Regions from separate parts of the Mus musculus genome. Here region 2 is linked to region 1. A link is a loop called in an ENCODE intact Hi-C map of the cell type or tissue named here. Cell type or tissue: left cerebral cortex. All regions are shown on one strand. Each heading gives the region's core, and the rest is flanking DNA. Links, peaks and the distances in the headings are about the cores only. Region 1 overlaps 9130401M01Rik (RIKEN cDNA 9130401M01 gene). Region 2 holds the start of Tbc1d31 (TBC1 domain family, member 31).

Region 1 (12,122 bases), core at 1,275-9,274:
AAAAAAAAAGCAAAAACGAGACTCGTTCCTTGCAGCAGTCACTGTGCTGAAGAAAATATACATGTAGGCAGGGACTGGCACACAGCTGCTGAGGGCTATGTCCTAGTGTGAGCAGAGCGCCATGGAGACCAACCGAAGGAAGAACCAGCCTTTCTGGGGCTGTGCTCCCACTGAATGTCCCAGGGATGAGTGCTTAGCAGCGGGCCACCAGGTACTGGGTGCTTTGTCCACACTCCTTCGTATTGTCCCTTGTGATTTGGGGCTGCACGCTGAGATCAGCTTATGGCCCCAAAGTCCTATGTCTGTGCAGTCCGCAGTTCTTTGTGTTGTCTTGCTCACCCATGTACTGTTCGTCAGGTGAGGAAGGTGTGCTCTTGTGCTTGGTGATATATATAGAGAAAGCTTGGCTAAAAGGCCTAGGAGCAGTCACATCTTCTGGTGGTGTCTTAGGTAGGGTTTTTATTGCTGTGAAAAGACATCATGACCACAGCAACTCTTATAAAGGCAAACATTTAATTGGGGCTGGATTACAGTTTCAGAGGTTTAGTCCATTATCATCATGGCAGGCAACATGGCAGTGTGCAGGCAGACATGGTGCTGGAGAGGTAGCTGAGAATTCTAGTTTAGGCAGGCAGCAGGAAGAGAGACACTGGGCCTGGCTTGGACTTCTGAAACCTCGAAGCCCACTCACTCCCAGTGACATACTTCCTACAGTTCCTAAAGAGTGGTCACACCTACTCCAACAAGGCCACAGGTCCCAATCCTTGGAGATAATGCCTCCCTGTGTGAGCCAGTCTCATGCAGAGCACCACAGGTGGCAGGAGTAGCAATGTGGGAGAAGCCCAAGGGAGCTGTGAGCCGCAGTCCCAGGCAAGGGGATCACGGGGTCTGAGCCAGCTCTGACTCTAATGGACTCTGAGTAATGGCTGATGTGGAGCGCATGAGTCTGGAATGCTCTGATGGCCAGCTGTCTGGCCTTGCACAGTTATGGACTCTGAGCTCCAGGTTCCTCCCCTTGCTGGATGGAGGAATGGGGGAAATGTCTACAGCCTGCGGTTGTGGAGGTAAAGTCACCTCAACCCACTGAAGCTGCATGGTCTGTGACAAGCAATTGGTAAATGCCAGTAAGAGCACTTCCATCGTGTCTGGCTTTTTATTAGCTTGAGACTCTACCATTTCTCCTTGTGGGTTGGTTTTGAGGCAGTGCTCACTGTGTAGCCAAGGCTGGCCTGGAACTTTCGTGCTCTGTCTTTAGCCTTCCCAGTGCAGGGAATACAGCCATGTGCTGCCACCCTGGCTTAGGTGTTATCTTAAAGATTCCATCCTTCTCTTGAAGGCCCAGAGAATAGTCATAAACTTTGAGTTGGAGTGTGATCTGAGCTGTGATCCAGAGAGGGAAGGTGGGCTAGAAGAGGCCATTTGGAGCTGTTGGAGAGACGAGTGGAGAGGCGATGATCACCAGGTGGGATCCGCCCTGCGATAGTGCAGTACTAGTAAAAGTAGAGCATGGCGTCATTGCAGTGTGGATAGATGGGATTGGTGACCAGCTAAGGTATGGAAGGGGATGAAGAGGAGGAGGAGGAAGAAGAAGAGAAGGGGGAGGAGGAGGAGGAAAGAGGAAGAGGAGGAAGAGGAAGAAAAGAGATGAGGAAGAGAGAGGAACAGAGGAGAAGGAAGAAGAGAAGGAGGAGGTGGAGGAGGAGGAGGAAGAAGAAAAAGGAGGAGGAGACTGGGTGCCCTGGGTGCAGGGGCGGATTGGCGCTGTTCGCTGAGGTGGATCATGCCAGTGGATGGGCAGGGCAGATGCAGGATAAAGAGATGAATGACTGCAGCTTGATGTACTGAGAACGTGATGCCCTTGGAACGCCCAGCCAGAGCCCCTCATTAGGGAGAGGGGGCTGAACTCAGAAGAACAGAAGAGTGAGTGGAGACACCAGGCTAGGATCACTGGGGACATTCATAGTAAGGCGGTTGTGAACTGGCCGTTTGAGGTTTGACCCTGTTTTGGTACTCATATCTGCCAGCAAAGCTAAGCACACCTTGAGGTCCAGGCTCTGTGGAGACAGCAGATGTCAGCATCCCAGGAACAGACTATGTGTCTGGGCTGGCTTTGAGCTGCTTCTCAGTGAGTGAATTATTTTTGCTTTCAGCTACCTGATAGCTGTGTCAGCCCTCTGACCTGGTCCTTTCTCAGGAAGGCAGCTGTTCAGAATGGAAGCTGTAGGCACTCAGGGATGATGCTAGTGAGGCCAGCAGGACTTCTGGCAGCTTAGTGCCCAGCTCTGGCTGAGCTCCTGCTCCCTGCTGCCCTGTGGCTCAGGTCCCTATAGCAAAGCCTCTCCCACTGAGACTTTCTCTTTCCTCAGGCTCCTGCTTCAGCTCGCCCAGTCTCAGCAAACATCATTCGCGTTGGAGAAGAACTTGAGGACTCAGCAGGAAATTGCAGGGAAAGTGAAGGACTTCAACTTTAGGGAAGATACTTTGCTGTTGATGGAGGAGGTACGGTTCCCCTCGGGGTTGTAGAGGGCAGCGAGCGTCACTGTGATTTTGTGCTGTTCCCATAACAAAACCAGATCTCATCTCATTGTGAAGGACCTCTGTCCCCCTCCACTGTGTGCCTCTGGGTTTCCAAGTCACCAGAGTGGTCCTCCGTCATTCACTTGCTGTATCCCTGCTTTCTGATTCTCATGCCTGCCCACATGAGCATCCTAAGTAACATGCCCACCATATTTCCACATTGTTTCAATGTGGAATTCACTGGGTAATAAGTCTTTCGCTGGAGATTTGAGCCCAGGACCTGTACATGCTAGGCAATCAGTATTCCACCGAGCTAGCCATGGTGCTGGACTTGACACTAATGGGTGAGTGTCCGCAGTTGAGCAGGACTTTATGTAGCTTCCCTCCTCCTCTCCTAACAGCAGTGATGGGGAAGACAGGTAGGGCTGGAGGAGGCCTAGAGAGGATGCAGCTGCCTGAGGTTAGGGCCAGAGGCAGCATAGGCCAGCCATGAGAAGTGTCCTCTCGCTCCATCCACCCTGTCACCTTGATGTCTACAGAGAGGTGCAGATGCCATTTTTAAGCCTCTGCCAGCCCTTTCTGTCGCTGGCTTTCTGTGAAGATCACGGCTGAGGATAGCAGTGGGAGACTGTGTGCTTCAGCTCTTCTGCTCCCAGTACAATGACCTCTGTGGCCTCCAGAGAAGTTAGAGCTGTAGATTGCAATTCAATTCAATATTCAACATTGCAATTCAATATTTAATCTTAGGTTTGTGCATGCTAAAATCAGATGTGTGCCGTGTCAGTGAGCTCCATTGCTAATCCAGTGTATGGACCGTGGTGTTCTCCTCCCGTGATACTTTACATGTGTCCCATGTTCAGGGATCCCCAACACCCCCTTTCAATGTGTGGGTAAATGCACGTGTGTGGAGGTGAGGGAGAGGCCAGGTCCCCCGTTGACTTTGCGTTTGCTGTGTAGGCCCTGCTCAGGAGCTTCCAGGGACCCACCTGTCTCTGCCTCCCATCTGTTTTCACAGGGATTGCAGGGGCTTACCTCCATGCATGCTTTTTCACGGGTTCCCAGGATCAAAAGCAGTCCTCAGGCACATAAGGCGGGTGTTTTACTGTCTGACAATCCCTCGGCCACCGCTTCTCACTGTTTTGCCCTGGCCGGCCTCAGAGTGGAAGCTCAGCTTCCCAAGGAACTGCCTTTAAGATAATGACTTCTAGTGTTTTAGACTAGGCTTGCTTTCATATACCTTTACTATCAGCACGTGATAGGCAGAGGCAGGTGGATCTCTGTGAGTTCAAGACCAACCTGGTCTACATAGTGAGTTTGAAGCCAGCCAGAATGACATAGATGCCTCTAAATAAGTAAAAACCCGAGAAGCCAGCCTTTGTGAGTCATGTCATTATGATGCTGCTGAAAGAAGACGTCACGCTGTTGACATGTGACATATCAGGTCACGACTTTAGAGACACTGAGTGCAGCAGTGAAGCCCCCAGAGCTGATGAATTAGTAAGGTTTAATAAGAAGCGCAGCATCTTGGTGACTGTGTGATGTGGGGCTGTGGAGGTGGCTCGGTGGGAAAAGCTCTTAGCTGCAAGCACAAGCCCCAGGACCTGAGTTCTAATCCCCAGCCTCCACATAGAAGCCAGGCATGGTTGCAGATACCTGGAACCCTAGCACTGGGACAGAGAAGGTGGGTCCTGTGCGCTTGCTGGCTGGCCAGCCTAACTGAACAGCCAGTTTAAGGCTCAGCAAGAAACCATCTCAAGGAAATCAGGCAGAGGGTGACTCAAGAATTCCTCCTTTGGATTTGGTATACACAAGCAAGGGTGCATATGCCACACACAAGCACACACCACACATGTGTGCACACACACTAAGCCTGTAGTCTGTGAAGAGCCATTCTTTGGTTGTACTTGTAGTTTTCATGGCCACATTAGATGTAGGAGGAGCCATAAATTAGTGTCTTGAGTGCCTTGTCCAGCATTCTTGCTGGCTGATGTGTAAGTTCTCACGCTTTGAAAGCTTGTTAGGACCTCCTTCTCCTCGCTGCTGCTACTCATTACCAAAGGACCACTTACTGAGCTTACAGAAAGGCTTCTTGGAACTTAAGTTTGAATTGTCTCATCGATCCTGGGATTGAGTCTGTGTGACTGCAGTTGCAACTATGACCAGGAGGGGGCAGTATTGTGCCTCTAGGGGGATGTGCTATGGCCCTGAGAGACCCTTGGCTGTGTAGGGTTGGTGTTTTTTTCAGGTCTGAAAGAGGTTGACATAGCAACCTGTTGCTTGGATCTTCACTGTCTTCAACTTCCTTGGGGGAACCTGGGCAATATGGATTCGTGTCTCACATCATACCTGTCTGAGCTCTGCCCCTACCTTTCAGCCCCAGCCTCTCACCTGGAGGGAGGAGCCCACAGCTACACTGTCAGACTCAGAACAGTCTTTGGCACAGAAAGGTTGATTCAGTGCTCCCCGGAGCCCAGGCGGAACAGCTGCCATCTTAGGACTCAGGATTCTCGGAGAATGAGAACGGAAACAAGGCGGGTGGCATCCCTGACACTGGGACCAGGGCCCCTCCTGTGGTGCAGCGCCTCCCTCAGGGCTTCAGTGTGAAAGGCCGTTCAGCTGGTAAATGATCTCTGTTTTCTGCCTCTGTGACTGGGATAATGCTTTGTTTTTTCCTCTCCTCGTGCTGATACAGGCTATGGGGGAAGACATTGTCCCAGAAAAGATAAAAGAGGAGCTTCATTCGGAGGTGAAGTGTGTGGGCCCCGGAGCCCTGACTGCCATGGTGGTTGCGTCCTCCAAAGAGTTTGAAGACAAGTGGTTCAGAAAGATCAAAGACCATTTCTGTCCCTTGGGAAATCAGTTCCACGTGGAGGTTGAGATCATCGCTTAGGAAACCAATCCCGAACCTGAATATCCTTGTTTACTTAGATCTGTGCAATCATGGAAAGCTCAAATAAAGAGGATTCTTTATATTGTTTATACAAAACTCTCTCCCAGGTAATTTCAGCTGCTCTCAGCTTTGTTGTTTGTTTGTTTGTTTTGTGTCCTTGACGCCCTCAGTGCTGTCTTTGTAGGCCTCTGCCAAGTTCGCAGGCACCTGTTGGGAATGTAAATGCAGAGGCTGTGCTAGGTTTTGCTGTTGCTGCTGCTGACATAGCAGCTTTAAGGGTTGATGGAGACTGATGGTTTCAAAGAGCAAGGCTCAGTCTCCGTGGCCAGGAAGCAGAGGGAGACAGAGAAGGGTCTGAAACAATGCCGCCCTCAAGGACATGCCCGAAGTGACCTGCTTCCAGCTAGACCATCACCTAACATTCCCACTCTCTCCGTGTAGTACCCACCAGCCGGGCACCAGGACTTCAACAGTCTTAGATAGTCAACAGGGAGGATATCTTCTATTCAAGCCTTAGCAAAAGACTTTTTAAAATTGTTTGGGTCCATTGAAAACAGTTACTATGTTGCAAGAAGCAATTGCTCAAGTGTATCCGTTAGGAATGACCAAAGAATGCTGGCATGTTAAGAGTACATAGGCTGAGTCAGGAACTGCAAACAGGTGTTAGCCTACTTGCAGGCTTCCTGGATGCTGGCAGAAGATGGGACACTCCTGAGTCAGAGACCGGATTCCTACCCTACAGGACCAGCAAGCCAGATGAGCCTGAGAGTATCCGCGCTGGCTGCTTTTGTTTCCAGGTCCTAAGGAGGCTGGCTGTACATGTGGGCACACACGGATGCATCCTGTCCCACGGAATGTGCAACACTGCCTCCTGTAGCTTACACATGCCAACTTGCCCTACAGGGTTTAGGAAGCCCAGGCTGCTGGAATGATGTGTGTGCCTGCCTCTTGGACTCCTGTTCTTGCTATGCAGACATCCTGAAAGATGTCTGGAACAAGCATTTGCTCAAAAGACGCAGGAGCCAGGGACAACCCAGATCTCTGTCTCCTTTAGCCACATAGACCACAGTCCCTAACATCTTCTGCATGTACAAAGGGCCATTTTCTTACTCAAGGAATTACCCAGGACAGAATTACTCTTTGTAGTGGAAGGAATAAGGTGAGCCTCACCTTGTGTTGTTGCTTACTTAGACTTTCATGGAGAGATGACTCCAGCCCTTGACAACGGGTGCAGCCCCCAGGATTCCTCTTTGATCCTTCCCCTCACTCCCCTCAGACAAGGGGCTGACGGTGCTGAGTGAGGACGCTCAGGGAGTTGGTCAGTTTGACCAGCAAGTGCAAGTTCAGGTTCTCAAACGGGAAACAGAGGACCACAATTAACAGGCGCTGCGGTTTTGGAACCTGTCAGCAAAGGAGCACCCGTCCAGCCATCCCTTCCTGAGCTATGTTACTTGCTACTCACTGTGTGATTCCTAGGAGACATGGGCTGGAGCCGGTGGTCTAGCAGAGGACTGCTCTCAGGGACATAAACTAACATGGCTTACCATGCCCCTCACAGTGTAGCTGTGGCCATCTGGAACTCTCCTGTCCACATTTCTTTCCCATTAGCCTTTCTAAGGGTACCCCCCCTCTCCATCTTTATCAGATAGCTAATTCACAGGTCCCCACTAAACATTGGCTTTTTAAATAATTGCTGGTGTTTCTGCTTTTCCTAGAAGCTGACATGCCTGCCTGCCTGCCTCTTCTCTTTCTGAGGCCGAGCCCCTTTGCCCTGGTTATCTGGCTTTCCTGGAAATGTTCCCAGCCCCGGGCGCAGCTCCATCCTTGCTCCTTGTGGACTTCACCTGCGCTCTATGCCTCCAGTTCTCTGGTCTCCCTCCTGACCTCCTACCCACACCCGGTGGCCTGGTGGTTTCCACGTCTTGTGTACAGCTCACTCCTACCTCACCTTTCAGTCAGTGCAGGGCTGATGTGAGGACCAAGATCACTGACATCCAGAGCCTCAGCTGTCACTGAGGGCGGGAGGGGCACCGGGAGGACAGGGCGCCTGCGTTTCGTCACTGGAGTTCCCCCACAGCATTTCCAGGACAGATGGGGAAGGTAATGAATGGACAATGACTCTGCTGGAGAGGAGGCGTCCCTGTGTACTCACACATCACCTGCTTGCCAAAGAGTGAATCACTGGGAAGTGAGTGAATGGTGACACAGGTGAGGGTGTCTGCTCTCCAGCAAGGGTGGGACGCTCGGTTGGCTACTTCCCTCGTTGCAGTAACCGAATACCTGACAGGAAGCAATCTATTGAAAGAAGGAGGGGTTTCTTTTGGCTCACAGTTTGAGAGCACAGTCTTATCATGGCAGTGAAGACCTGGTAGCTGGGGTTGGGGTAACTGGTCGGGTTGCACCTGCAGTCAGGAAGCAGAGGGAGATGAACATATGTGCGTGCGTGCGTGCGTGCGTGTGTGCGTGTGTGCGTGTGTGCGTGTGTGTGTGTGTGTGTGTGTACACATGCGCGCTCGCATGCGCTCAGCTCACTTTCTCCTTTCTTTTAGCAGCAGGACACACTCAGCATGAGTTTCAGTTTCGATTCCAGATCCTCTTTCCTTGGCAATGACGATAAGCTGTCATGGACAGCTATATTCGTAGATGTCCTCACTTCAGCCCTTCCTCCCAAACAGGATGTCCTACTAGTTATTTGAGCTGGTAAATGTCTTCGGCCTTTCACACTCTTATACATCTACAAACTTTAGATTGGAGCTACGATCTTACCAAGGTCAAGGTCATTCTCAAAGTTGCCCCGAAGGCTGTGAAGTCCTACCCGGTGGCCTCCCTGCCCACTGTGTTTACACTGCTCCTGTTGGGTTTCTCTGTATAGCTATGGCTGTCCTGGAACTCACTTTGTAGACCAGGTTGGCCTTGAACTCAGAAATCCACCTGCCTCTGCCTCCCAAGTGCTGGGATTAAAGGCTTGCGCCACCACTGCCCGGCTAAGGGAGGGAGTATTAACGATACTCCTACCGGGATCCTACGTCCCAGGACCATCTCTTTTGTTTGCCGTTTCTGGTGGAGCCCAGCTTCCCCACTGCCACCTTTCTTCTAAAGGGTCAGTCTCTGTACCAACTTGAGGCACAGAGGGCTTATAACTCAGAAGCCAGTTCCTGCTGAACCAAGCCACCCGTGTCACAGATGTCTCCAACACCCGTGCAGTATGACATTTAATAAAAGATGAGCTTCGCTTTGGGGAAATCGTGGGTCATACACACCTCTAGCAAATGAATACAAGCTAATGTTTACAGAGAGATGGTTTTAAACAGGAGCCTTCTCAAAAAATGTAATCTCAGAAAATAATTTGCACCCGGTTTTCTAGGGCTTTGGGGCTTGATAGGAAAGCAAGCGAACCAGCAAAGAAGCAAAGAGGGGAAAATAACCCCCCCACCCCCACCCCCGCAAAGCTCTGCTGCTGCGGGGTTGCACACCCATCACATCAGGGGCAGCCTTGCGGGCATATGGCTGTTTCTCCCTCCCTGATTCTGTCTTCTGGCTGAATCTAACCTAGGTTAGTGTTTTGGACCCAACAAATTTAACGGGAATTCCCTGAGCAGGCCAAATGACAGGCCAGTGACCCGCAGCTCAATTCTACCTTCCCAAATTGTCCCTTGGAGCTGGGGGGCGGGGCTGGAGGCGAGCATGGGGGAATTGGAGGCCCGAGGTGGGTAGAAGATACTGTGTATTTCCCTTATTCTTTTTTCCTCGTAGGTCCTGGGTGGCTTCATTCTACGAGGCTTTGGTCCAGTGTTGGTGCGGCCTCCTTTTTGAAAGGGCAGACCAGACTCTTCCTCAACCCATGTCCACTGCCTGGCAGGGTCTTCCTGCCTAATGTGTGACCGGCTTCTCACTTTTATCCCTCAACACCTGTGTTTCCTCAGCCCCAGCTTTGTCTCCCTGCCCTTCTCCCTCAGGCTAAGAACGCTCAGGGAACATAGCGTGGCAGCTCTGGGATCTTGGTGCCAGCATACCAATTCTTTGAGTCAGGAATATATTGCTGTCTCCTGGAGATGGAACACATGTGCCAGGCCCTCTAGAGCAGCAGTTAGGTCTGGCCTCCCGGGCCCAGCCCTGCAGAATGTGGAATAGAACATTCAGGAAGGTGATGATTTCCGACATGTGTCTCGATCTATAGTAACATGTGTTACCATGACAGTGGGGACTCCCAGAGCAGTACTCTTGGCTCTGTCTCTGGCAGAAGCGTCCCTGACCCGACTAGGAAGAGATGATTCATATTTAGGACAGCCCTGGGTCTTTCCTTTAGCTTCAGGGCCACTGTGTATTTGAGGAATAGCTGCTGGAAGTAACCCTTTTGCTGCTGGTGGGGATACATTTTTGCTTTGTTTTGGATAGTGCTTTGCTACAAGGCCTAAGCTGGCCTGGAACTTGTTATATAACCCAGGCTGGTAAACCTGATCCTTCTGCCACAGCTTCTCTAGAACTGGGATTATATTATATTATATTATGTTATATTATGTTATTATATTAATTATTTCACATTACAGACAGGTGCCACCATGCAGAGTGAGACATACTTCAAATCAGGGAATGCTCTGTGAAGAGACCTGGCTGAGGTGACTCAGCTTGCAGCTTGTGAAGAGACCTGGCTGTGGTGACTCAGCTCGCAGCTGTCCCTGTGCAGGGCTGGAGAGGGACGGGATCCAGATCAGTCCAGGTTCTGGGGGGAAGGGAGCCAAGTGGCAAAGGTAGGAAAAGCACCTTGGGGTGGATAAGCCAGGGTTCCTCTGGCACCTGAACCTCCATCAAAGGCCTGCTAGTCAGTGACTAAGAGGTCTGCCCTACATCCCCAGGGAAAGGAAGGCCCTAACCCTAGTACCTTAGAATGTGACTATTTCGAAGCAAGACCTTTAAATCCACGGTATCAAAATCTATACTAGTTAAGAGTCTCCACAGAAACAGAACCAAGAAGAGAGAAGAGGAAGAGACGGAGATGGGGAGAAAGACAAAAAGAACGAAAAGGCCAATAAAAACACTGGATCACATGATAATGGAGACTGGCAAGTCCCAAGATCTTCAGGCTCCTTCTTCAAGAGCCAACAGTGTAGTTTCTAGGTGTAGGCCACAGGCTCAAGGCCAGAGAACTGTTTTAGGTCAGGTTAAAAAAGAAAAAAATTAGCGCTTTAGGTTGAAGGCCAACAGACTGGAGGAATCCTGTCTCGACTGTGGAGGGGTGGCTCTTTCTATTGTGTTTGGCTTCAGCTGACTAGATGAAGCCCGAGCACAGTAAGAAGGGATCTCTGCTTTCCCACGTCTAGCAGTTAATCCCATCCAGACACACCTAGGATGATGTCTTCCCAGTTAACTGGGCATCCCACAGTCTAGTCATGTCAACACATAACATAAACCGTTAAAGCTCACCCGCTTATCATCTTGCTCCCATTTCCAGCTCCTTAAACTCCCACTCCAGTTTCCGTTTCCACGAGTATACGCGGAAGGGTATTCAGGGACATGCATGGTGAAGTAATCTTGTGGGTTTCCTTTTCCTTTTTCTTTTTTTTGTAATTGTGAGTGACAAAATTCCTATTTTAAAAAAAAAAACCTTTAAGGGAAAAAGACTGTGTTTTGGATTTTAGAGGTTACAGGGTATAGTAAGCTGGTGTGGTTTCTGTGAGGTAAAACATTACAGTGGAAGGATATGATAGAACAGCCTTATGGCAGTCAGGAAGGAGAGAGAGAGAGAGAGAGAGAGAGAGAGAGAGAGAGAGAGAGAGAGAGAGAGAGAGAGAGGCTGAGGCCAAGGCAAGGTACTCCTTCAAAGCCATGCCCTCTGTTAGTTGCTCTCCTATGGCTGTGACAAGAAACCATGATCCAGATAACTTCTCGAGGGAAGTTTATTTGGATTATGCTTCCAGATGGCAGAAAGAAAGGAGGAGCAGCCATGGTGACTGAAACAGCAGCTGAAGGTTCACGTCTTACACCGCAGGCCGACAGAGAGCAGAGAGCATGCTGGGAATGGTCCGAGGCTCTCCTGGTGCCGTACATCCTTCAGTGAGGTCAAGCATTGGTTGATCATAGCCCGCCTGGAACCAATCACGTGAGGAAAAGCCTGACAGAGATACCGAGAGGTGTGCTTTACCAGTCTCCTCTGTGCCTTTTGGTCCAAGCTAAGGATCACCACAGGTGGTGTAGGGCAGGAGCCTTCTGGGACTCAGGTGGTAGCTTGAGCTGTGACTCCAGATCTGTAAGAGTATAAATTGCTTGCTGTTGAGGTGCCCCAGGCATGGTATTTATGGCACAGTAGTTCCAGGCCTGTCCTGTCCCCTGGGAGGACATGTTCACACCCTCTTTGTTCCTCTCCTGCCCATTTGGCTAGGGATGTACCATCTTCCCTGCCTTCAGAGTTTGCCTGGCTTCTTTCTCTGCACCCGTGGGAAGCCAAGGGAGAGGCCTGGACCGTGCTGCTCAGGGGAGGCAGGAGACCTGATCTCACCTATGTCAGTGCGAACCTCTAGAAATCTGTTTCCAAGCCAGGGTCCCCAGGGTAGAAGGCAGAGACTCTCTCTCCGGTGGGGAAGACAGCGAAGTGGTCCTCCCTCAGCCCTGTGCACACGTGGGACCACTGTCCTACTGGCTGTCTCCTCAGGACTTCTGTTCAGCACACTCTGAAGCGTGGCCCAGCCTCCTTCACCCCCTCTGCAGAGGAAGGATGGCT
Region 2 (12,122 bases), core at 2,389-10,388, 110 kb after region 1:
GATTTCTAACAGACTGCAGATAAATCTGTGACTTCTCTTGAGTATGTGACCACAATCATGTCCCCAGTATTTCCACCCCTAATCATCAGAGTCCTTCCACAGCCTGCCAGGTGTCCCGCAGTGGCCTGACAGGAGGCGGATGGGTGCAGACTCATGCCTCCACCATGTCTCTCCAGTCTCCCTCCATCTGAGGGTCTATTCCCTTTTCCAACATTCTCAACTGTGACCTTGGTGACAGTTCCAGGACAAGTTTTGTTAGTGAAAGTCCCTACTAGCTGGTGAATGACTCCATCTGGCTGCATCTGGGTTCTGTCTTTGGCAAGAACCACACAGAACTACTGTGCGCTTTTTACCGCATCTGGCCACCGGCATGCTGTGTGCCAGTCTCTTCACTTTAACCATTACTCTGTTTCTTCTATAATTAGGATTTTGTGGTGAGGCTGGGGATTTCTCAGTGGCAGAATGCTTACCTGTGTAAAGCCCTGAGTTTGAAGCCCCAGTATTGGAAGATAAAATAAAGAATTTTGTAGGGAGAAAAAGTTTTGACTGTGCCACATCCCCGTCTGCATTAAAGCGCTGCTTACAGCAGGAACACACGGGTCGTGACTGGCATCAGGGGCATGACACAGCACTCTCAGTACTTACAGTACAGCTCAAATTATTTCCGCTGTCGGTACTCTCGAAAGCTGGCTTCCTGACATTCTTATTGTTCTGGGAATAATTTTTCTGTCTATGAAATGTTACAGGTTCATCCTATAGCACGCCTGCTCCTATACTGAAACCCGCCATTTCTGCAAGGGCTTCTGGTTTCTTTTTACCAATGATTAGTTCTTAGAATCTAAGAACTGAGCCCAAGGTCTGTACACTGCTCCTGGCACACTGTCCTGGCCCTCTGAGGGGACAACACCTGGAAAGAGGTGTTCCTCTTCACATAGATGTCTGTGTTTATTTCTATCTCTGTGCAAACCCAGAGTTTATGCCAACTTTAATCTAAAACGGAAGGGTTCACTCTAGCTTTCTTCCTCTCCTTCCCTGAAGTCCTCGTGCGGTATTATTTTCCCAGTGTGTTCTGATTTGATCAAGGCTCTCTAAACTAACTCCTCCTCAGTGACACTTGCCCCAGCAGTCATCCTGCGACTGTTGCTGGATGTACAGCACATTCCCTTCCTACTTTGTCTCCTGGCCTCCCCTCGCCATAGATACTTAGTGTTCAATCCTACTTAACTGCTTCTGGGAGGAAAGGAAGGAGGGAGACTCCAACTCCTTGTGGTTCTTGGATCTAGTACACTGTAACAAAAAGGTTCAGAGGAAACCAAGTTTCTAAATCAACTAACAAAGTACCAGGACTTAATGACACATGAGCAGGGATGAAAACTTAAATTTAAGGGAAAGCGAGCAGGGCTGGCAGGACTTTATCTCAGTGGGGAAAGGTGCTTGCCCCTACGCCTAACTGGCATGACTTCAATCCCTTGGACCCACATGGCAGAAGGTGACAACTGACTCTTGGAAGCTGTCCCTTTAACCTGCACATGCAAGCTGTGGCATGCTATGTATGCATACACATACAGACACACATAAAAGAAATAAAATACAATATAGAAATTGCAATGAAAAAACAAAACAAAACAAAACAAAAAAAAAACCCAAGCTAGCAGGATTGGTGGCTCCCCGCGATGGGGAGGTTGAGGTAGAACCACTGCAGGGTCGAGAGGCCACCCTGGGACACAATAAGACCCGGTGTCAGGAAGAATACTCAGAGCTGCCAGCCACCCTGTAAACCAGCCAGTCCTCCACTCTTCCACCAGCACTTAAAGTCGCTTTCTAAGAACTCAGCCGGGCTTCGTACGTCATCAGTAAGTAACTGGAATAGTCGACGATAACTCCCTAAGTAATAAGGCACATGTTGAAAGCGTCTGCTTACCTGTTTCCATGCAAGTCAAAAACATAGATGTTTCCCTGATGGTCCCCAGCAATGAAGGAATCGCCTGAGCCATCAAAAGCCACATTCAAAAACCGCAAGACTTTGGGATGGTATTCAGAAGTGCTGTGAACAATGTTCACTATAATTCTGTCAAAACACAACCATCTAAACGTTACACTCCACACCACATACCGGCTTTTATGTATTGGGTTCTACTGAAGGCTTCCTGCCTGCTTATCCTTCCTACCGATGTTCCTCTTGTCCCTAGAATCAGTCTTAGAAGGATTTCTAAACAGTTCAGAAAGCTAACATTCATTTATTCACTAGATACTAGAAAACTTACTTCATGTCAGAACTGATGAAGCCAGACACTAGGAATAATGGAGACAAGGTTATTTTGTCACTTATAGTTTAGTGGCAAAGACGACAGTAAAAAGGCACATACAAACAGCATTACAACGAATAGGCAACGGGATAGGAGAGTCTTTCTGTGACATAAAACGCTCCACAAAGCGTGAGTTATAGCTCCACCTCTGAGACCTCCACAGTGCCCTGGCAAGTGCGTGTTCTAAGGACTACATGTTCATCGCTGTGTCCCTGAACCTGACCTATAATTCACAGCGCTCACTCCATGCCAGTGAAGTGCTTTACATCATTCTTCGAAAACCCATGAATCAGACTTCTACTCCAATGGTAAGAAGTGGAGTTAATTCCTCAATATTATCCTATAGATACATAGAGTATGCACTAAAGCTATGTGGAAAATTCAACCATTTTAACCTTGAGCTTTAAATTACTCATACACAAACAAACATATAATTAACATAAATATGCAAAAGAAATGGTGTATACATGGGGAAAGATGGATAAATATAAATGCTGCTTGCTGTGCGTGGAGAAGAGCAACACGGGGTAGTTTCTGCCCACTCTGCTTTTCTAGACTTGATATATATTTGTTCGTCATCATGCACTACTTTCACGGGCAAACTTTGTACAGAATGCACAGTGATACTTGTCTAAGTTTACTATTTTTGGAGAATTCCTGTGCCATACATCTGCTGAAAAACTATTTAGAAAACTTACTGGGCCAGTGGGATGGCTCAGCAGGCAAAGATGCTTGCTCCAAGCCTGGTGACCGGAGTTTAATCCCGTAGGCCCCAGTGATGGGAGGAGAGACATGATACCCACAAGTTGTCCTTGTTCTCTGACTTCCACAAATATACCATGCCGTGCACATGGCAAATGTGAGAAAAAACACTTGCAGCCCCAAACGGTTTCTTGATTCTACAGAATTGTGCAGTGATGCGCACCTATAATCCCAGGACTCAGGAAGTGGAAGCAGGAAAACTGAGTTTAAATCCAGCTTCGGCTGCACAGTGAGATCCTATCTCAAAAACAAAAGATGGGGAAACGAAATCATGCATCGTCATTCTGATCTTGAAGACCAGCACAATCCCACCCTGTTTAAAATGACTTTATGTGTGTGCATTCACGCTCACACATGCATGACATGTGGAGGTCATAGGACAACCTACGGGAGTTGGCGCTCTCCTACCATAAGGTACCTAAGGACTAAGCTCAAGAGATCAGGCTTGGCTGCAAGCTCCCTTACCTTCTGAGCCCTCTGGCTAGCCTCCTTCCTTTATTTCAAGAATAGTATTTAATCATGAAAATTTTATCTTTTGCGTATGAATCTTTTAAAAATGATTTATCTTTTGACTGAGCAGTCTGTGCACTGTGCCAGGCCTGGTGCCTGCAGATGCTAGGAAAGGGTCTTAGATTCCCCCTGAGACTTGAATTATAGGAGGTTGGGAGGTACCAAGTGGATACTGGAAATGAAGCTTGGATCTTCTGTAAGACCAGCCAATGCATTTAAGCTCTGAGCCATTTCCCTAGTTCCTTATATGTTGAGTTCTGATATTCCAAATTAAGATCTCATTTTCAAAACTTACAGAAAGATGCTACATGCTACATTGATAAGTGGGTTAAACATTTTCCTCTTGGGCTCACTGGTAAAGCACTTGCCTAAGATATACAAAGCCCTAGGTTGAATCTTCAGCAGTGGAAAAAATTATTTTTCTTCCTGTTTGTCTAAACATAGAGCTTTTTAAACAGATTGATCAGGGATATAGAAAAAAAATCTTACGCTGTTCATCTTTATGGAGTTTCATGGTGTTGAAAGACAAAAATTAATCTTTGCATCGTGGCCCACATCTGGAACCCCAGTGACGGGGCGTTGGAAACATAGACAGTTCCCTGGAGCTAAAGAGATGAGCACTAAGTTCAGTCAGAGTCTATGTCTCAAAAACTAAGGTGAAGAGCACTTAAGGAAGATGCCGATGCTAATCTCTGGGCTTTACAAGCATACCTGCATATACACACATCAACACATACATACATACATACATACATACACATACACATGCACACACACATACACATGCACATGCACACACACACACACACATACATACACACATCAACACACACATGCATACACACACACATATATACATACATACACACATCAACACACACACACACACGTTTTTTATTCTCCTGATATAACTGTCATCCTGGAGGCTTACTGCCTTTTGTTTCTTAACCTAGGCCTAGTCCCCAAAGCTTCTAGCCTCCGGACAACCTAATCTAAACCTAGAATGTTCTCAACCTCTGAGACTTACTGCTGAGTAAGCTCACCCTTTTTAGTTCTTTCTGAGCTCTGCTGGCTGGTTCAACTTAGCTGTCCTGGCTCAAAACTGCTTTCCGAGCTGAAAGGAAAACGCCGAAGAATCTCCACTATTGACAAGATTGTTTATTCAATAGGTCAACGGGTGAATAGCACTGATAAAGGGTGGACAGCCACCAGAAACCACAGTGGCTGGCTGGCTAGTCAAATAAGTGGCTGATCCACTTATAACTGCTTTCAGCTTACAAAAACACTTAGTCTGATTTCTAGGGAAGCAACTAAAAGATAAATAGAAAAGTCTCTTGAGAAACAAACCTCGAGGTATGAACCCAAGTGATACTATGCAGTCCACGCAAACGTAGGTAATCAGAAACACCAAGATCGCTTAGGCAGGCACCATGGGAACCAAAACAAATGGGGGAGGGGGCAAAGACTCCCACTGACGTCACACAAGAGGCTGCGTGTTAAACCCGCTACTCCAAACAGAATAAAAGGAAGCACAGGCGGGTAAAAGTCCCCGCACCAATGACAGGCCCTGCAACACTCACTGCAGAACTTAAGTTTGTTCCAGCGTTGTTCCATAGTGAAAAGCGTGCTTGGCCCACACTAGGCTCTCAACATTACAGGTGTGCAATGTAATGAATGACTTAAGGATGGAGAGCATCGGCTTTTGGAAAGGTAGATGTGCATTGCTTTCTTTGCTCCCATCACCTCCTGGAGTTTTTTTTCCCCCCAACTGGAATAGACATTAATAAATCAAAGCAGGTGGAGTCCTGGCACTCAGCTGAACTGCAAATTCTTTTGCACAAGTCGTAGAGCCTTCTCCTGCCTGCCTCTCACCGTGACCAGGGACCAGATTCTGGGACAACTGCAATCTACGGTTTCCGGAGCTACTTGCTCCTCCTGAGGTCCCAACCCAGGGATGCAGCGCACGGCCAGAGTCAGAATCCCCGGGCCAGCATTCCTCCTCCACGCTTCCCACTTCAGTCTCCCGCAGACCCGCCCCCTCGTCGGTCTCCACAGCCCGCGGCCTCACCCGTCGTGAGTGGCTGGCGATGGCTTGCGGTGCCATATCTTGCCGCTCTCCTTGTTGCCCAGGTCAGTGCTCTGCATGTCGAACCCCGACCCCTACCCCGACTCCGATCCGCGGCTGACCCGGTGAGGGTAACCGTCCCGAGAGCTACCCAGCAGTCCCCGCGCGCCCAACCCGGGAAATTCGAGCGGCCGCCGCGGGGTCTCCGCCCCCAAGGACTGTGCCAATCACGCGGGGGACGCCCCTTCTAGTTACAACCAATCAGGACGGGGATCCGCCCACCTCCGCTCTTGTGGTCCCTCCACTCTGGACAATGGAAACAACCAACGGCTTCTCTCTAGACTCCACCCCTTTTCTGAGGCTTCTAATTCTGCGACCCAAAGGCTTCAGGGAGTTGTAGTTTTCTGAAAACCAAGTCTGGGACTTCAATTCTCTGACACCTATAGGCTCAAACAGACACCAAAAGTGTTTTTCTCCTGAGAGCTTGCTGCCTCCTGCATTTCGTTCTCTATTGCGTTTAGAATAAGAGATTTATAGAAATAACAAAGATGCAAAAGACAAGTTCGTTGAGAAATGGAGGAGTTCCTTTCCTAGAACTTACAGGCACGGCAGAACTCCACAGACCTAAATGAATTCCGCTTTGTTTGGTTTGTTTTTGTTTATTTTTTGCCATACTCATCACGCTTTAATTGCGTAAATTTACAAGATGCTCCCACATTATGGTTTGCAACCCACTCCTCATAATCTAGAAAAGTAAAAAAACGTCAAGAACCAGCTGCACTGGCATCGGAAATCTTTTTCACTTAGCAAAATTCACTCAGTGTTTCTTTAGTGCTTACTACGTGTGGCTGTCCCGCGTGCTTAACAGGCCAACGCACTTAATTCACAGAGAAGCAATTTAGATAATACTTTTAACTCCACTTCAGTGATGTATGAAGTTGCAAGTCGATTTCTAATGAAATCGGTCCACGTTTGGCGTATAAAACAGAAATAATGCCAGGTAGTAGTGGCACACGTCTTCAATCCCAGTACTTGGGAGGCAGAAGCAGGCAGATCTTATGAGGTCAGGCTAGCCTGGTCTACAGAACTAGTTCCAGGATTGCCAGAGTTACACAAAGAAACCCTGTTTCGAAAAACCAAAAACCAAATGAAAAGACCAGAAATGTATTCTCTCAACATTCCGTGTCAACAGAGTCTGGCAACAAAGATTTTCTTCTTTGTCTGGGATAGCCACCTTTTGTTTGTTGCAAATATCTCTTTACTTTTCTCATATATGAAAATAAATGAAAAATCTTAAAGTAAAAATTAAATGAGGTTTTCAAAAGAGAGTGTAAATATTTTTAAGGGAACACGACTTGAGTTCACCACACTGCTAGGAAAGGACCTTTCTCTCCTGATCGGTTTTGAGCTGTAGTCATCTGATGTGTGTATGACTCCTGAGACTTAAGGTGTGTATCCAGACATAGTCAGGCTCTGCCAAAGACTTATCCGATGTGTATGTATGTCTTTCCTTCTTGTTGTTAATGAGGCATGTAATGGTACTTGGTTTATTTATTTATTTATTTGTAATGACACTTGTAACATAGCCTCTGCCCTTTGTCAGCTTCAGTAAGCTTCTTACAACTGCTCCCTCATTAACATAGATCAGCCGCACTTCTGACCCACACCTGCTTCTGTCTCCTGTTCCCTTTGGGGCACTCATGCAAGGCTATTTGAGTCGGTATCTCACAAGGTTCTCTCTAAGTCTCAGAGCTTGACTTGCCATTTACTATGGACAGTTACAGTTGGATTTAGGGTTCACAAGAATAGTCCAGAATGATATTCTTAGATGAAACTCAACTTAAAAAAAAAGATTTATTTATTATTATATGTAAGTACACTGTAGCTGTCTTTTAGACACACCAGAAGAGGGCATCAGATCTCATTACGGATGGTTATGAGCCACCTTGTGGTTGTTGGGATTTGAACTCGGGACTTTTGGAAGAGTAGTTAGTGCTCTTAGCTGCTGAGCCATCTCACCAGCCGGAAACTCCTTAACTTACATCTTCAAAGATTGGTGCATGTGCGCACGTGTGTGTGCGTGTCTGTCTGTCTGTCTGTCTATGTATATGTTTGCTAGGCTTCACGCATACTTCGAGTAGTATGTAGACATATATGAGGGGAGAGGGGAAAGAATTTGATTTGCCACAGATAGGTGCTACTATTATCCCTATTTCCTAGGAAATTGAAGTAAGAGGAAAGCCAAAAGAGAGGCATGATCCTTCTGTTCTTGAGCCCCATGATTTTCAACAACAAAAAAAGCAACCACAAAAGAAATGTTTGGTCAGCAGCATGACACATTCCTATAATACTAGCACTTGGGAGGCTAAGACTGGGTGATTTCAAATTGGAGCCCAGCCTGAGCCACAAAATTTTACTTTGGCTCAGAAAAAAAAAATCCTATGGATCATTAGTCAATAACAGACACATACACACTCTATATATATTCTTAATTTGCATATTTAAAGTATATAATTGTGTAAGTTTGACATAAGTACTCATTGTGAACCTACTACCAAATCAAGAGGATGAACATATCTGTCACCGTAAGACTCCCTCCTGTCTCTCTCTCTTTTTTTTTTTGAGACTCAGTTTCTCTGTATAGTCCTGGCTGTCCTGGAACTCACTCTATAGACCAGGCTGGCCTTGAACTCGGAAATCTACCTGCCTCTGCCTCCCACGTGCTGGGATTAAAGGAATGGGCCACCACTGCCCGGCAACAGCTTTCTTCATGTGTCTTATACACCAATAAAATTAATGTATACAAAGCATCAAAGATTAACAGTAACATTAATGATGATTCCCATGGTACTCAGAGCCCTTAGAGGCGCCACCACGCCCGGCTCCCTCCTGTCTCTTCTTTGTGATCTTTTTCTATCCCCATCCGACTTGGTGTATTGCCACGGCTGGATGTTGTCTGTCCCTCACATTAATTATTTTCTAGACATTTATATAACTGGAATCTTATTCACCCCCTCCTTTTTCTCCTTCATTTGGATTCTTTTTTTTTTTTTTTAAGATTTATTTATTTATTTATTTATTACATGTAAGTACACTGTAGCTGTCTTCAGACCCTCCAGAAGAGGGAGTCAGATCTCATTATGGATGGTTGTGAGCCACCATGTGGTTGCTGGGATCTGAACTTTGGACCTTCGGAAGAGCAGTCCGGTGCTCTTATCCACTGAGCCATCTCACCAGCCCCATTTGGATTCTTTTATATACCATGAGCTTGAAATTGTTATGAAGAGATTCAGTTGTTTTGTTGGGACACCAGTTAGTCATCATTTTCATTGCTAAGTGGTGTTCTATTATATCCGTATGATCTGTTTATCATTCATGAACATTACCATGGTTTCCGGTTTTTCTTCTCCCGAGTAAAGCTGTTATGAACACTCTTTTATTTCTCTGGGAGGTGTTCCTGAGAGTGGAGCCATTGCCTTGTGTGACAGGCATCAGTTTAGCTTTTCAGGAGGCTGGCAGATGTGTTCCACACATGGGTGGTAATTCACACGCGCGCGCGCGCGCGCGCGCGCGCACACACACACACACACACACACACACACACCACCTCAAAGCAGGAGTCCAGGTGCTCCTCGTTGGTAATGAATCTGTCATTTTGGCCACTCTGAGGATATTGCAGTATCCATGGCGATTTTAATTTCTTCTTCTGAAATGGCAAATGAGGCTTAGCATCTCTTTATGCAATTATTTGTGTTCTATGTGAATTCTTGCTAAGTATCTGCTCGAATCCTTTATGCGTTTTTAATTGGATTGTTTGAATTCTTATTATTGTGCTTTGAGACTCATTCATGTAATCCTAAGTACAAGCTTTTCATTGTACATATATTCGCTTTGCAAATATTTTTTTTTCAGTCTGTGGCTTGTTTTTCCACTTTTTAAAAAGGCTGTTTGTCAAACATGATATTAATGAAGATCAGCCTATCAGTGTTTCATATTTGGAGGGGATTTGGGGAATCATCTTTAAGAAACCTTTTCCTATGGAACTGGGGAGATGGCTCAACTGGAAATGTGCTTGCTGTGCTGAGTTCAAACCCCCAGGATACACCAAAAAGGCTGGGCATGGAGGTACACATTTATAATCCTGGTCCTGAGGAAGCAGAGACTGGCAGATCGATCCCAGGGTCTCCATGGCCAGTTAGCCTGGACTACTTACTGAGTTTGACACTTGCCTACATACGCAAGAGTACAAAGGCATGCACCCAGCCAGCACTCTATTCCTCCCATAAACCCTCAACCCATCTCTTTTCACATTCATACTGCAAAACTGCCCTTGGCAACAATAAGAGCAGCAACTGTTAGTATTGAACACATGGCAGGATCAAGAAGCAGGCAGGCACAAGTCAGACGGTAGAAATGCACAAGCTGCCATTGGATGGTGTTTGACTCTTATGCCAAGGATCTAATGGAAATCCCTGTTTTTGTCTATGGGGGGGGTCTTTTGGGGAGTGGGGGTGGGTGGGGAGTGTCCACTTAAAAGAATTTAAGGGTTGAACTGGGGAGATGGCCCAGCTGGTAAACCTTTTGCCATCCAAGTATGAAGACCCATGTTTGAATGTCCCAAACCAGAACAGGAACTGAGCACGGTGGTGTGAGACCTAATCCTGCACTCCTGTGGTGAGATGGGAGGTGGAGACAAGAGAATAACCAAAACTCGTTGGCTTACTTAACAGGGAGAAGTAAGGACAGTTTATCCCAAACAAGGTAGAAGGCAAAGACTGACACCTGAGAGGCTGTCCTCCGACCTACATGCACACACAATGGCACACATATGCACACACCACACACACACTCATATACGTGAACAAGAACACACATGCACGTGCATCCGTCATATGTGCACTGTTAGCATTGTGCCTAAGCTCCGCCCCACAGTTACCTGACAACAGCCAGGTAGGCTTGACTCACTATAAAAGGAGCTTCTTGCTCCCTCCTCTCTCTCTTGTTCTCTCTTGCCCTGGCCTTCCTGCTCCCTCTCTCTCCCAATTCCCTCCCCACCCACCCTGCTCCATGTGCTCACGGCCAGTCTCTACTTCTCTACTCTCTTTCTTTTTGCCTTTCTCTGCCTCTGTTACCCTCTTAACTCCCCTTCCCATAGCCTGAATAAACTCTATTCTATACTATATCATAACTGGTCCCTCAGGAGGAAGAGATGCCTCAGTATGGGCCCACCAAGGCACCCCCTTCCTCTATACCTCACCACACATCCACCATCCTCCTCTCTTTGTCTTTTTATAAAACACAAAAACATATACACAAAATTAAAAATAAGGAGTCTGAGCTTGAGACGGGGGAGGGGAGGGCCTGTCATCCCCAGTAAGACTGAAGTGGAATTGGAATCGGATAGGGCAGTCACTGAACAAGTCACTGCAAGCAGGCAACAGCTGTCTTGACACTGATATGTTGTGTAGGAAGGCTGACGTTGGGAAAGAAGCAGTTGTGTTTCATCAGTACAAGGTCTGTGTCTGGCTGCCAGCTGATGCAAAACCAGGCAATGTTTCTCATTCCGTTGATGACTCAGCTCTGTGACCTTGTGAGAGGGTGGAGAGAGGCAGAAGCCACTGTAGGCAAATTATGATATGGGCCACTTCCCCCACTTTTTTTCAGATGAGTCAGAAACAAGAGAAAGAGAGGGGGAGGGATTGAATATTTATGCCTAGGTGTTCTCATAAAACATGCACGAAAGCAAGCAAGAGTGACATTTCATGTAGAATGGAAAGGATTTGGCACTTAAGCTGAAATTGTACAGTATCCCGGGATGGGGCAGAAATGCACTGCCTATCTCGACAGGCAGGAAGTCCGTGTCCACATAGAAGACAACTGGTGACATAGATGGGGGCAGGGGTTCTTTTTGCTGTTATTTGTTTTGTTTTGTTTTGTTTTTCAAAGCAGAGTTTCTCTGAGTAGCCCTGGCTGTCCTTGATCTTGCTCTGTAGACCAGGCTGGCCTCGATCTGCCAGTCTCTGTCTCTGGAGTGCTTGGATTAAAGGCATGGGCCATTGCACTTAGTTTAGATTGGGCCAGACAGAAAAATGATCCTCCACCCACGCTATTGGGGGCATTAATACACAGCAGCTCAGGAAAGTTCTCTTGATCAAGGCTAAACCTTCAACATTACATTCTGCAGTTTCCAGCTCCCAAGTCAGGATGTTGGAAATATTTCCTGTGGCACTGAATAATTAGCCCGCCTCACAGGCTTCTAACAGCATCTGCGGGCTCAGAGGACAAGCCATCAATCAGGCACAACAGGACGCTAGTAAACCAGGAGTAAAGCCCCTGTAATTGCTATAAGGAAGGAAGACACTCTGATTGAGGGAAGTGTTAATTATCCAGGAAACTGTTCCGGGGTTTAGTGCCCCAGTTGGAGAAGTGTGCAGAGAAGCCATCCACCCACGTAGAGATGACCTAGAAGAAAGCTGTAC

Evidence for each region. Hi-C counts contacts between places; a loop is a spot of excess contacts. Peaks named below come from ENCODE experiments on the same cell type or tissue, not always from the same donor. Only the 100,000 strongest peaks of a DNase experiment are listed, where the experiment ranks them.
Region 2: it touches region 1 in a loop (1.9-fold over the local background); 6 of 42 quality-filtered maps call a loop at or near these places.

Annotation. Positions count from the first base shown.
Region 1 is chr15:58,015,651-58,027,772 of GRCm38, reverse strand. It overlaps 9130401M01Rik (RIKEN cDNA 9130401M01 gene), which reads left to right. Exons shown (of 6, transcript NM_029418.4): 5 at 2,367-2,499; 6 at 5,210-5,503. The coding sequence ends at 5,407. Among named protein-coding and RNA genes, the nearest start is that of 9130401M01Rik, 13 kb to the left of the region's middle. In left cerebral cortex, for the core only: a CTCF peak has its summit at 4,660 (motif pointing right); a DNase peak (open chromatin) is centred at 4,683.
Region 2 is chr15:57,905,916-57,918,037 of GRCm38, reverse strand. It overlaps Tbc1d31 (TBC1 domain family, member 31), which reads right to left and starts at 5,839. Exons shown (of 21, transcript NM_001081396.2): 1 at 5,647-5,839; 2 at 1,922-2,068. The coding sequence starts at 5,723. In left cerebral cortex, for the core only: a CTCF peak has its summit at 6,092; DNase peaks (open chromatin) are centred at 2,987, 5,040 and 5,915; H3K4me3 peaks cover 1,601 bases; H3K27ac peaks cover 648 bases.